Linked DNA regions of Homo sapiens: region 2 is linked to region 1. Evidence: chromatin loops called from intact Hi-C (ENCODE). Cell type or tissue: mammary epithelial cell. All regions are shown on one strand. Each heading gives the region's core, and the rest is flanking DNA. Links, peaks and the distances in the headings are about the cores only.

What was found. Peaks named below come from ENCODE experiments on the same cell type or tissue, not always from the same donor. Only the 100,000 strongest peaks of a DNase experiment are listed, where the experiment ranks them.
Region 2: a loop joins it to region 1, with 5 times the contacts of the local background. A loop is called at or near these places in 2 of 110 quality-filtered maps.

Annotation. Positions count from the first base shown.
Region 1 is chr2:34,102,103-34,108,424 of GRCh38, forward strand. The region is part of intron 4 of LINC01317 (long intergenic non-protein coding RNA 1317); the gene reads left to right. Among named protein-coding and RNA genes, the nearest start is that of LINC01318, 38 kb to the left of the region's middle. In mammary epithelial cell, for the core only: no CTCF peak of the experiment used is centred there; DNase peaks (open chromatin) are centred at 2,779 and 3,129; H3K27ac peaks cover 2,125 bases.
Region 2 is chr2:34,546,509-34,552,830 of GRCh38, forward strand. No RefSeq gene overlaps it. Among named protein-coding and RNA genes, the nearest start is that of LINC01320, 130 kb to the right of the region's middle. In mammary epithelial cell, for the core only: no CTCF peak of the experiment used is centred there; a DNase peak (open chromatin) is centred at 3,323; H3K27ac peaks cover 1,039 bases.

The DNA of each region.
Region 1 (6,322 bases), core at 799-5,798:
ATGCATATCTTCTATTACCATTATTAGTTTACTAACTAGTACCTTTTATATAGCAAGTATGCAGCAGATATTTGTTAAACCAAATTGCCTTTTCAGAATGGTTGCTTATATGTATCTGAACCAGCACATACACAATTAGAATTACCATGACCTTGAGCTCTCCCAAACTTGCTTTTAAACTATTAAAAGTATAAAAACATCAAATCGCTTTTGTCTAGATAATTATATTTCTGACTAAAGTGACCACTGTACCTTTAGAAATCATGCTCATTTGTCAGTAGCAAGTACTGTAATTATTCACTGTATTGTTCACAAGAGTGAACAACTTGCTTTTTGTCATCCAAAGGCTAAACAAAATAAAATTACCCAATAGCTCTGCAGTGAGTTGCTGAAGGTATTTCATTCCCGTGGTGCTTATGAGTAATCCCATGCATAGAAACAATACCAAAAAAGCATTCTTATCTTTTGAGACAACAATAATTTCCCATAGTTCTCAGGACTCATTTGGTCTTGCCACATTGTTTTCCAAAAAACATTGTTAGTTCCTTGGGTTATTAATAGGAGTTACTGACAAGAAGGTTTCTGTATTAGTTCATTCTTACACTGCTATAAAGAAATACCCGAGACTGGTTAATTTATAAAGAAAAGAGGTTTAATTGGCTCATGGTTCCACAAGGTGTACAGGAAGCATGGCAGCATCTGCTTCTGGGGAGGCCTCAGGGAGTTTTACTCATGACAGAAGGCAAAGCAGGATCAGGCATATTACATGGCAGGTGCAGGACTGGGGGTGGCGGAAGTACTAACACATTTTTAAACAACCAGATCTCGCGAGAACTTTATCACTATATAGTACCAAGAAGGCAGTGGTGCTAAACCGTTCATGAGAACTCCACCCCCATGATCCAATCACCTCCCACCAGGCCCCGCCTCCAACAGTAGGGAATTATGATTTGACATGAGATTTGGTGGGGACACAGATCCAAACCATACCAGTTCCTGTTGCATAGAATGTTGGGAAAGGTAGCATGCTTTGCACTGAACCTACACCCCACCAAAGGATCACAATTTAAATTAGCAATTAAAAAACTCTAAGCCTTCATAAAAACAGGTATTTCTCAGCTAACTTGTCCATAGACACTACTTTTACCCTCCTCAGTGGCTCTGTGGACATCTAATTGTAATCCAAGAAAATAAAGTTGCTGAAATACACTTTGAGGAATGCTAGATAGATTAGCAAGGCATTTAATAACAAGGGTTGTAATTATTTGTTCTAGGCAGAGTTCTTCTAATTGGGGTGGGTGAATTGGGAGAATAAACGTTGATTGAGCACTCGTTACAAATGGAACAGTGCACAACATCTCTTCTTAATGTTTAGCTGTTCCTAGAAGAGAGAGAATCTGAATCCTATTTTGCAAATGCAGATGCTGGGGTTCAAGAGAATAAAACGTCTACAGGCAGTCATGTAGCCTATCACATACAAGGTCTGGGCCCTTGGCACTACTTAACGTGCACTCTCATGTATAGAACCCTCAAAAACAAAATTGCTGACAGCACATTTTCACTTTTGTTATGAAAACATAGATTTCAAGAAAGGGCCCTGTAGAAGTTCTTGGAGAAAAATTAAGAGCCTATTCAAGTCTTCAAGTGAAGCTTTGAATATTGTAGGTTAGGCAGGGACACATCAATACTTTTATTAACTAGGGCCACTGAGGTTGAGAATGATGAGTGCTAGTTGAGCTGGATGTCAGACCAGAATACCGTCTGCCTTTTGAGATGAAATGACCACCTCCAGCTCCTAAAAAGAAACTGTTCCCAAGCTTTATTAATGTTCTGACTCCATCATTTGGATCCTGACTGGGTATGTGCCGCCTTGTGAGATTTTGATTAAAATTGTGCCTTCTGGAATTTTCTCCTTAAAGAAAAGGTAAGTACTCAACCAATCTCTGAAACATGCGTCAGCAATAGTTGATAAATACTTTAAAGATTTTATTTCCCTGAGATATACTGTAAGCAGAACAATTTAGGGAAATAATTTCTTAGGGGAAAAAAACTTATAGCTAGTTTACTGAGGACTCTGACGTATAATGGTAGTCTATATTTTGAGGACTGTCTTCTCTGTATTATATTTTAGGCCTTTTTTTGGAAAAATTGCTCTTGTGCTATAACCTGCTGGAGTGATTTTGAATAATAGTGTTAAGAAAAGGCAGTTTGTTGAGGTTCAGGGTTTTATTTGTTTCAGTTAGTAGGGAGAGCAGTATTAATATGTATTACAATTGCACAGTAAGAAAAACAGGATGTGTTTATTTTTTCCATGGGTATGATATATGATGTGGTTTCAAATCTCAAATGTTACTCAATTTCATATATACGGGCATTTAATCAAGATGGACTTTAAAATATCACATATGATATTACCAATTACTGTTACCATGAAAGGTGAGGAAGATTTCTTTAGTTGAATTATTTATAACCAAAATGGCCCAGATACAGGCTTGCTGCATGCTTTCTCCAGGAAAATGCCTCAGTCACCTTGTCATTGAATGACTGAGCCTTATTTCCCCTGTATTTCATTGTACTCCAACCAGCTCAGCCAAGCACAAAAGTGCAACCCCACAGACAACAGTTCATTGCACTTGGCAAGTCTTCCCATTAAGCAGGAATGTTTACCGTATTTATATTTGTGTATGTACTGTACTCATAAACATGCAAGCTGTACTCATTTCTGTTATGATTTGTGGCTTCTAAAATCAATCAGTCACCTAGATAACAGGCTACCTGGTTTCTTCCCATGCTATGATGAGGTATGAGTATATCTGTCTATGTGTATAGCTCAATGAGATTATTCTCATTTACTGCTACTCATTAGAATTCCTTAGCAATCTTAAAAAAGAACAAAAGCGGGATATTAACAGAACAATTACATCAGAATATCTGGCAGTGGGATGAGGGTATAATTATTTACTTACGTACTTGTTTTAGACTTTTTATTTTGGAATATCTTTAACATATATGTGGAAGTGAAAAAAATAAAATAATGAATCTACAGGATGATGTAACCATTGCTCAGCATCGACAATGTCTGATTCATTGTTAGACTTGTTTTATATATAGCCAACCCCACTTTCACTAACCCTTCCTTTGGGCTATTTGGATAGAAGTCCTAGCTATGACTTCATCTGAAAAATATCTTAGTGTGGATGTATGTGTAGTTAAAAGAGGATAATTCATTGAAAACTTGTAATACCATTAGGACACCAAAAGTTTAACTTACTTCTTTTGTATAATCAAATATCCTGTCAATGTTCGCACTTCCCAGATTGTCCCATATATTTATAATTTGTTGGCTCAAATCAGAATTCAAAGAAGGTATATTTATTGAGATCGGTTAATGTGTTTCTCACATCTTTTAAAATCTATAGCCTACGTCTCCATCTCTTTTTCTTGCAAAAAAGAGAGTGAGTCATTTGTTTGCAGTTTTCCAAAGGGTTAGGAATAATTGAATTTCTGTTACATCATTTCATGTGTTCCTCTGTTCTCTTTATTTCCTGTAAATTGATAGTTAGAGCTAAAAGCTTGGTAGAATTTAAATTGGATCACTTTGGAAAGATTGTTTTGTAAATGTTATTGGGCACACCCATCATTAGGCAAAATATTTCTGGTTGTTTCTCTTTTTGAGATATTAACAGCCTCTGATGATCAATGCCCAGACCCATTTTTGAATTAGTTTACAAAGTGATGCTATTCTAATTCAATTTTTCCTTTTACTTACTAGCTGCAATAGTTCATTCTATAATGAAGTTTTCCATCATCAACTATCTAATTACCCTGAGATTATATAGTTTATACAGTAAAGAAAGGAAAACTCCTTGATTCTTTTCTCTTATTTGCTAGTTTTCAAATGAGACCACATACCAGTTTCTTCCAATGAGGTTTAAAATTTGATATGATGAATGCATGAATTCTTAAATATGTGATATATTTTAATACTTGCAAATATTTTTCTTATTTGTGCTTAAATTGTCTCAACAATGGCCAGGGTATCCTCTTCATTTTGGATTCTGAGCCCTTTGGACACAATCCTAATAGTCACTGCTTTCTTGCTTTCTGGTATGAAGGCTCATCTTAAACATTCCTAAAAACAGCCATTTCTCTAAGAAGCCCTAGTTCCTTTTATGAGGAAATGTAATTAGAGACACAGATCTGATAGCTTGACATGCTCATTGTTACTAGATTGCTCATTTTAGAGCAGTTCACAGTAATATTGAGCAGAAGATACAGAGATTTCCCATGTACCTCCTTCCCCAACACGTGCACAGCCTCTCTTGTTACCAACATTCTCCACCGGAGTAGTGCATTTGTTACAATCTATGAACCTACCTTGACACATCATTATCACCCAAAGTCCATAGTTTACATTAGGGTTCACTTTTGGCATATAGTCTATAGGTTTGGACAAATGTATGATGACATTATCCACCATTATAGTATTATACAGCGTAGTTTCATTGCCCTAAAAATTCTCTGTGTTCTGCCTGTGTATCCATCTTCCCACTCAAACCCTGGCAACCACCAGTCTTTTAATTGGCTCTTTAGTTTTGACTTTTCAGAATGTCCTGAGGTTGGAATCCTACAGTATGTAGTCTTTTCAGATTGGCTTTTTTTCACTTAGTAATACGCATTTAAGTTTCCTGTATATCTTTTCATGGCTTGATAGCTCTTTTCATTTTAGTATTGCATAATATTTTACCTTCTGGATATATTACAGTTTATTCACCTACTGAAGACATCTTGGTTGCTTCCAAGTTTTGACAATTATAAATCAAACTGCTATAAACACTCATGTGCAGGTTTTTGTGTGGACATGTTTTCCACTCCTTTTGTTAAGTACCAAGGAGCTTGATTGCTAGATTCTATGGTAAGAATCTATTTAGTTTTGTAAGAAACTGCTAAGCTGTCCTCCAAAGTGGCTGTACCGTTTTGCATTCCTACCAGCAATGAATGAGTTTCTGTTGTTCCACATTCTTGCTGGCATGTGGTGGTGTTGTTTCTGGATGTTTACCATTCTAGTAGTTGTGTATTGGTATATCATTGTTGTTTTAATCTGCATTTCCCAGATGACCTATGACATGGAGCATCTTTTCATATGCTTCTTTGTTTTCTGTATATCTTCTTTGATGAGGAGTCTGCTAAGGCCTTTGGCACATTTTTTAATCAAGTTGTTTGTTTTCTTACTGTTGAGGTTTAAGAGTTCTTTATATATTTTGAATAATAGTCCTTTATTAGATATATCTTTGCTTTTTACAAATATTTTCTCCCAACCCGTGGCTTACGTTTTCATTCTATGACGGTGTCTTTTGCTGAACAGAAGTTTTTAATTTTAATGAAGTCCAGCTTATTATTTCTTTGATAGTTCTTGCTCTTGGTATTGTATCTGAAATGTCATTGCCAAACCCAAGGCCACCTAGATTTTCTCCTATGTTATGGGATTTTTATAGTTTTGTGGAAAATAGAAACATATTTTAGAACTCAGGAATATGGTGTTTTTCTTTAATTTTATTACCCTTACTTGTGAATCTTCTTTCTTTCATGCCAAAAATGTCAGTTTCTAATTACATTAATAGAGGGACTCACTTATTTGTCCCATATGGCACATCGAATTTTCTAAAAATTGTCACAAAAGTGTTTCCAATCCTGTGTGTGCATCCAGAATCTTGTTGCTTCTGCTTCCGGATGTGGAGTCAGTTTTCTTCCCTTGAAATTGGATATGACTTTCTGTCTGCCTCAGTGAATAAAAAGAGACAAAAACAACATTGTATGATGTCTGCATGGTAGGCAGGAGGTGATTCAGCTTCTTTTGGACTTTCTCTCAGAATGCTTACTCTTGGAAATAGCCACATGTTTTAAGGAAGTCCAGGTTCCAGAGAGGTCACCTGCAGACATTCTGGCCAACAGTCCCACCTATGATCTCAGCTGACAGGATCAACCACCAGAGTTGTAAGTGAGGAAAATTTTAGATGAGTCCATTTCCTCAGGTGACATGGATTGGAACAGAAATAAGCTATTTCCACTAAGAGCTGCCCAAGTATTTTTTTCAAGAGCAAAATTAATGTCATTTTGTTGGTATTAAGTTACTCATGCTTTGTTGCTTTTAAGTATAGCCCTCTCTCTTACCTTTTTAATTATATAGCTTTAGTGAGATATAATTTGACATAAAAAACTGTGGAATTTAAAGCACATAATTCAGTAAGTTTTGACTTGTACATACACTGTGAACCCATCAGGGCAATCAAGATAATGAGACAACAAATCAGTCCAAGAGTTT
Region 2 (6,322 bases), core at 454-5,453, 440 kb after region 1:
GCCTCCCTAGCCATGCTGAACTGTGAGTCGATTAAACCTTTTTCCTTTGTAAATTACCCGGTTTCGGGAAGTTCTTTACAGCAGTGTGAAAGCAGACTAATACATTCACTGAGGATCTTCATTATCATATTTTGAATTATTTTTCCGAAATTTCATAAATTTATTTTCATTTGACTCTGTTGCTGGAGAATTACTGTGTTCCTTTGGAAGTGTCGTATTTCTTTGCTTTTTAATGTTTCTTATATCCTTACATTGATAGATTCTCATATGGTGTACCAGTCACTTCTTTAGTTTTTTTGAATTTGCTTCTGTAAGGAATTTTCTTGAAGTTGTATCTATGGTGTTCGTTGGGTGGGGTATTTTGGCTTTGTTTCTGGATGTGTACAGTAGTGTAGTCTCTATATGATTTTTTCAGCTGTAAACAGCATCAATGGTGTCTGTGATTTCCTCAGTGAGTTGGGGTGCAGTTGTTATTGGTGGCTGTGATGAAGTTTCCCTGTGGATGGAAATGTCAAGTGGGCCAGTCCTTAGGTCCTAGTAGTGCAGCAATGGGCCAAGCATGCCTGTCTTGGGCCCCATGGTGGCATACACTTGCACTAGTCTTAGCAGGTTTAGGTAGGCCAATTTTGCACCTCTAGGCAGTTTGCTCACATGCCAGTAGTGGCAGAGATGGGCTGGACAGATGGGTGGGTCCTTAGATCCCTGGCAAGTGGGCATGAAATGACTAATGATGATAGCAATGGCAGGATGACCCTCTGGCTCCCAAGAAGTCTCTGCACTGGTTTTGGCATTGGCTTTGATAGGGTGGACAGGGTAGTCCCTAGGCCTGTAGGTGGTGCATGCAGGCAGGTGCCAGGTGTGGTGGTAAGGGCTAGTTGTGTGGTCCTCAACTCAGGTACCCGGGAGAATTCTCATATGGCAACAGTTACGGATGGGGATTTGTAATCCCCAAGCGTTCAGATAGCAAGCTTGGCACTGGAAGTGGCACAGATGGGTCTGGTGGACCTGTCCTTAGGCCCTCTGGTGGTGTGTGCAGGTGCTGGCTGTGGTAAGCACAGATGGGGTTTTAGAACCCCAGCAGAATGCTTGGGTGGGAGTAGCAGGAGCTGCACTGCAGCCCTGCTACTGGAAAAGGCACAGCTGTTGCCAGTGGCAACAGCCACAGGCAGGCAGCTTGGGAGCATGTGCTTCGACTCTAGGTGGTGGCAGGTGGGATAACCTGTCCTTAAGGTGCCAATAAATGCACAGCGGTTCTGCTGCCAGAGGCAGTGGGGTCACCACCAGGGGCTTGTGCTTTAACCCTGGCGGTGGCAGCAGCTGCAGGTGAGGGTTCCTGAGGCATGTAAAAATGCATGGTGGCTTCTCCACTGGTGGGGGCAGTGGGATTGCTGCCAATAGCTCTCACTTTGGCCCTGGCAGCAGCAGCCAGCCATGGCAGTGGCCGTGGACAAAGAATGTCAAAATTTCTCCTGTGGAGACAAAGGAGCTGTTGTTTCCCAGGGCAGGATGTAGTCTGGTAGGGGCTGGGCTCTCAAAATGGCACTGTAGCTGCTTAGCACTCGGGATGTTTGGCACCAGCATGAGCTCCTCCTTTGGATCAATGGCATTGCACTGCCACTAGGCAGCTCCCTATGTTCGTTTCAGGGCCTGCAAGGGTTGAGGTCTCTTGTGCTAGCATAGCAGGAGTCTGAGGTGGGAATGTGGACTGAGGTCTTTCCCTTATCCTTTCTCCACACTAGAGAGTCCTTCTAGCCTCCTAGCCAATCTTACTTGAGCTGGCTGCCTCACTTCCCCCTTCTTCCTTGGTTTAGGTGTTTCCTGTTCTTTCTCTGTTTAATTAGTGTGTTCTCTTTCAGATGATCTATTTGAAGCATGATTACTTGCTATTCTTGCTTTGTGGAGGAGGCCAGTACCAAATGCCTCTAAGCAGCCATTTTGATGCCCCTCCTGTATGTTGACATTTTAGTGTCTGTAAGATCTGTAGTGGTATGTCCATTTTCAGTCCTGATATTGGTAAGTTATTCTTTCTCTCTTTCTCTTTACAGCTTTCTCCCTTCATTCATCTGCCATGCTGATAGTTTATCAATTTTATTAATCTTTTTTGAAGAATCAGTCTTAGTTTTTATGAGTTTTTCTAGATTTTTTCATTAAGAAATTATTTCTGTTCTTTTTATTGTTTCATCTCTTTACATATTTCAGTTTAAATTGTTCTTTATTTTTTAGTTTCTTAATATTGAAGCTTACATCATTGATTTATTTCCTCTTTTTCATAAAAGCATCCCAAATAAACACGTCATCTTATTCCCTACTAAGCCAAACTGTTCTTACAGCTCTATAAGTCATCTTACGAAGTTTCTCTATCATTTAGATTATAAATTTCAATCATCTTTGACTCACCTAAATACTTACATTTGATCTTGCAAATTGTGTTGTATTTTTCTCCAAAAATATTCTTTAAAACCTCTGCAATACTCTAAGTCTTCACCTTTGAACTCCTTTAATACTCTCATATTTTTCATAAAATTAATTGCACCTTATTTTTTCACATCCCAAAGCCTCCATTAACGTTAGTTTTACCCACCTTCCTGATTCACCTCCATTTGTTTTTCTCCTACTCCGTTTTTCTTGGCCTATGGTGAAACTGAGCTATTTACCATCTCGCATATCCTTTGCTTTCAAGCAATGTGCCAGAGATACTTCTCACATTGATCCCCTGACCTTATACAAATTGTATCCATTTATATGTCAATCTCATTTACTCTGGGAGAACTTTTTTGATTTCCTAATTTTATGGAATGACTCATTTCTTGAAATTGCTTAACAGTTTATTGCATTTCACTTAAGACATTTACCTGATACTACTTGAATTATACCTATATTGGGGAATTATACCTATGACGGGAAAAATCTAATTTATCTATTTTTATACTACTTACCACATTAACTACAGGAAAAAAATCATAAATATACTTTGAATTCAATTACCATTGCTGTAGTAAATGGATTATGTTTTTAGACTTGAGGATTACATTCTGTCCCTTAGTCTTCCACATAGTCCTCCATAAATTTCCAATTATTTAAAAGTTACTAAAACCAGAAGCAGTTTCCTAGCTACTCTTCTCTAGAGGGATGCTGGTTCAGTTGTCTAAGAGTGAGTAGAAATAATTAATCTTAAATAAATGAATTTTACTGACTATAACCAGTAGTTTTTTTTTTTCCTCACCCCTGTTTTCCTCTTCCTTCCCACGAGCATGCACCACCTCACCCAGACTCATAAAGGAGGAAACTGGCCATACTTTTCCAATGCTGACTCAAGTTCAACCCATCATGTCTTAGTGGTGGGGCAAGTCCAGAGATGTTTTAAAAGGATATGTGTCAGCACTTTATCTGGATAATTTGAAGCATATTGGCATATTTTTTTTTTTTATCTTGCCATGGTATTTGGATCAGAGCAGCACATTCAACCTTTTGAGTTTACTAAAGATTATTTAAAACTGCCACATAATTACTTTCTAAAAGACAGTATATTGCCTTACAACCCTATGCCAGGTCAATGATATAGACAATGAATCATTAGTACACATTCCAGAAGAGTTCATATCTTCCTTGGAGGTTGCTTGTCTAACCTAGCCTAATTGTGTTTGATGTGCATTTCATGACAGGACAACAGAATGAGTAGGAATGTTTGCTCAGAAAGGTTCTCCTTTGTTGCCCTCCCTTCCCTCTTCCCCCTTGCACTGTTTCAGAAGTGAGCGTGCGGTCTCTCTCTCTCTCTCTCTCTCTCTATGTGTGTGTGTGTGTGTATATGAAAGAATCTTTAATAAATGAATTTTACTGATTATAACCAGTACATATATATATATATAAAACCAGTACATATATATGTGTGTACCAATACATATATATATGTGTGTGTGTGTGTGTGTGTGTGTGTGTGTGTGTGTGTGTGTACTGGTTATATATTTTATTTATATATATTTTATATATATTATATATATTTTATATATATTATATATATATTATATATATATTATATATAATTATATATAATATATATTATATATATTATATATAATTATATATAATATATATTATATATATTATATATATAATATATATATAATATATATATTTTATATATGTATTATATATATTTTATATATATTATATATATTATATATATATTTTATATATATTATATTTTATATATATAATATAACATATATAATATATAATTATATATTATATATATATTATATTATATATAATATATATTATATATAATATAATATATAATTATATATATTATATATTTTATATATTTATATAAAAATTATTTTATATTATTTTATATATAAATATATATTATATATAATATACATTTATATATATAATATATAATATATATAACCAGTGCCCATACATATAAGAGAGAAAGAGAAGAGAGACAATACTCTCATGAGTACTGCTCTCTCTCTGTATATATATAAAATATATATAATATGAGAGTGCTTCTCATAATATATTAAGATAAGTCTCTCATATTATGAAAAGAAAGGCAGTCTTGCAACACCTGTCATTGTAAAATTTAATTTTTGGAAGCAGGCTGCAGGGGGAGGCTTATGAATAATGAGGAGAGAGAAAAAGGAAAATTTTGAGAAAAGAGTAATTTTCGTGGTATTGAAAGATAATTCAAATGCAACAAATCAATAAAACAGATAAATCTGTAAGAAAAGGAACTGCTGGTGAGAATATATATTATATATGTTGTAGTTTTGTTAGTTAAAAAGGCTCACAGGGAAACTAACAGCAGAAAACTAGAGGTTTTTGAATCCCCCATGAACTCGAGGAAGCATCTGTTCCATGTGTTGCAAGGCTGAATGTTAATAATGGTAGTATGCTACAGAGATTTTTTTACTTTGTGTTTTGTGGTCTCCGGCCTGTGAGTTTATTTAGGTATATCACTACTTCCCCAACCTCACCCCTCACCTTCACTTAAAATATGTATATAGTGCTGAAATGGTCACTGGCACAGGTAATAACATTGCAATATTATTTGATAAAATATCTTACAAAGTCCCTGAGAATAATCATTTGAACTCACTATGCTCTTGCTCTCTTCACTGACTTCCCCGCAAAATAAAGGCCCTATGCTTCCAACACATGTGAAATTGGGAGAATAATAAAATGCGATCATTTGTTTTATTATTTACTATTATAAAGAGACCCTTTATAACAGACCCTTTATAATTCAGTGTGCTGTTAGGAAAAAAAAAAAAAGCTCCTCTATTTTATTTCCATAGGTCGTGTGACCAAAAGGATGGAAGCTAATGATGCAGGTAATACAGTATGGATGATGATTTACCTCTGATTTTGTCCATTTGCTCTCTGGGAGCAATTGTTTGCTTGGCCTGAGGAAAGCAGCATAGATGCTATCCGAGAGCCTTGTCAGTTCATTCCTTTTAGCCTTTTGTGAGAGTAAATAGACCTCTTCAGGATTTCATATGAGCAGGCTTGCTGTCACCCTCATCTCAGCTGAGAATTGCTACAGACAGGTATGCTGCAGGCCACTCCTTTTCAGTGAGATAACTAGAATATGTGACCAGCACATTTAGGAAAAATGCCAGGGCCGGGCATGGTGGCTCACACCTGTAATCTCAGCACTTTGGGAGGCTGAGGCAGGCAGATCACCTGAGGTTGGGAGTTCAAGAACAGCCTGGCCAACATGGTGAAACCCCGTCTCTACTAAAAGTACAAAAATTAGCTAGGCGTGGTGGCACATGCCTGTAATCCCAGTTACTCAGGACGCTGAGGCAGGAGAATCGCTTGAGACAGGGAAGCGGAGGTTGTGGTGAGCCAAGATCGCGCCACTACACTCCAGCCTGGGTGACAGAGCGAGACTCCATCTCAAACAAAAAAAAAAAGAAAAAATGCCAGGCCCTAAGTATGACTGGCTGTCACTATGCAGGGAATGATGTTCTGCCAGAATATCTTTCGGTCTTCAGAAGGGTTCCTGAAAGGAATATCTTTGAGCATTCCATATCTGTGCCTTGGTTTTCAAATTAAAACTCTTGACAAGCAACTGTTGACCTGTTGCTTGTCTCAGCATATTTTTAACTTGGCTTTAGTGAACTGACTTACCTTCTAGTTAACCTATACCCAGTTCTGAATCTTGTTCTAACACTGGATCTCTGTTTCTAGAAGGTGTGAATGATATTATAGGGTATTCCTTGGCCTCTATATGAGAACACTGGCTGGTATTAGAGGTGAGAATAAAGCCTAGCTAAGATTTTCACTGGATAGAAGGTAACCTATCCACCAC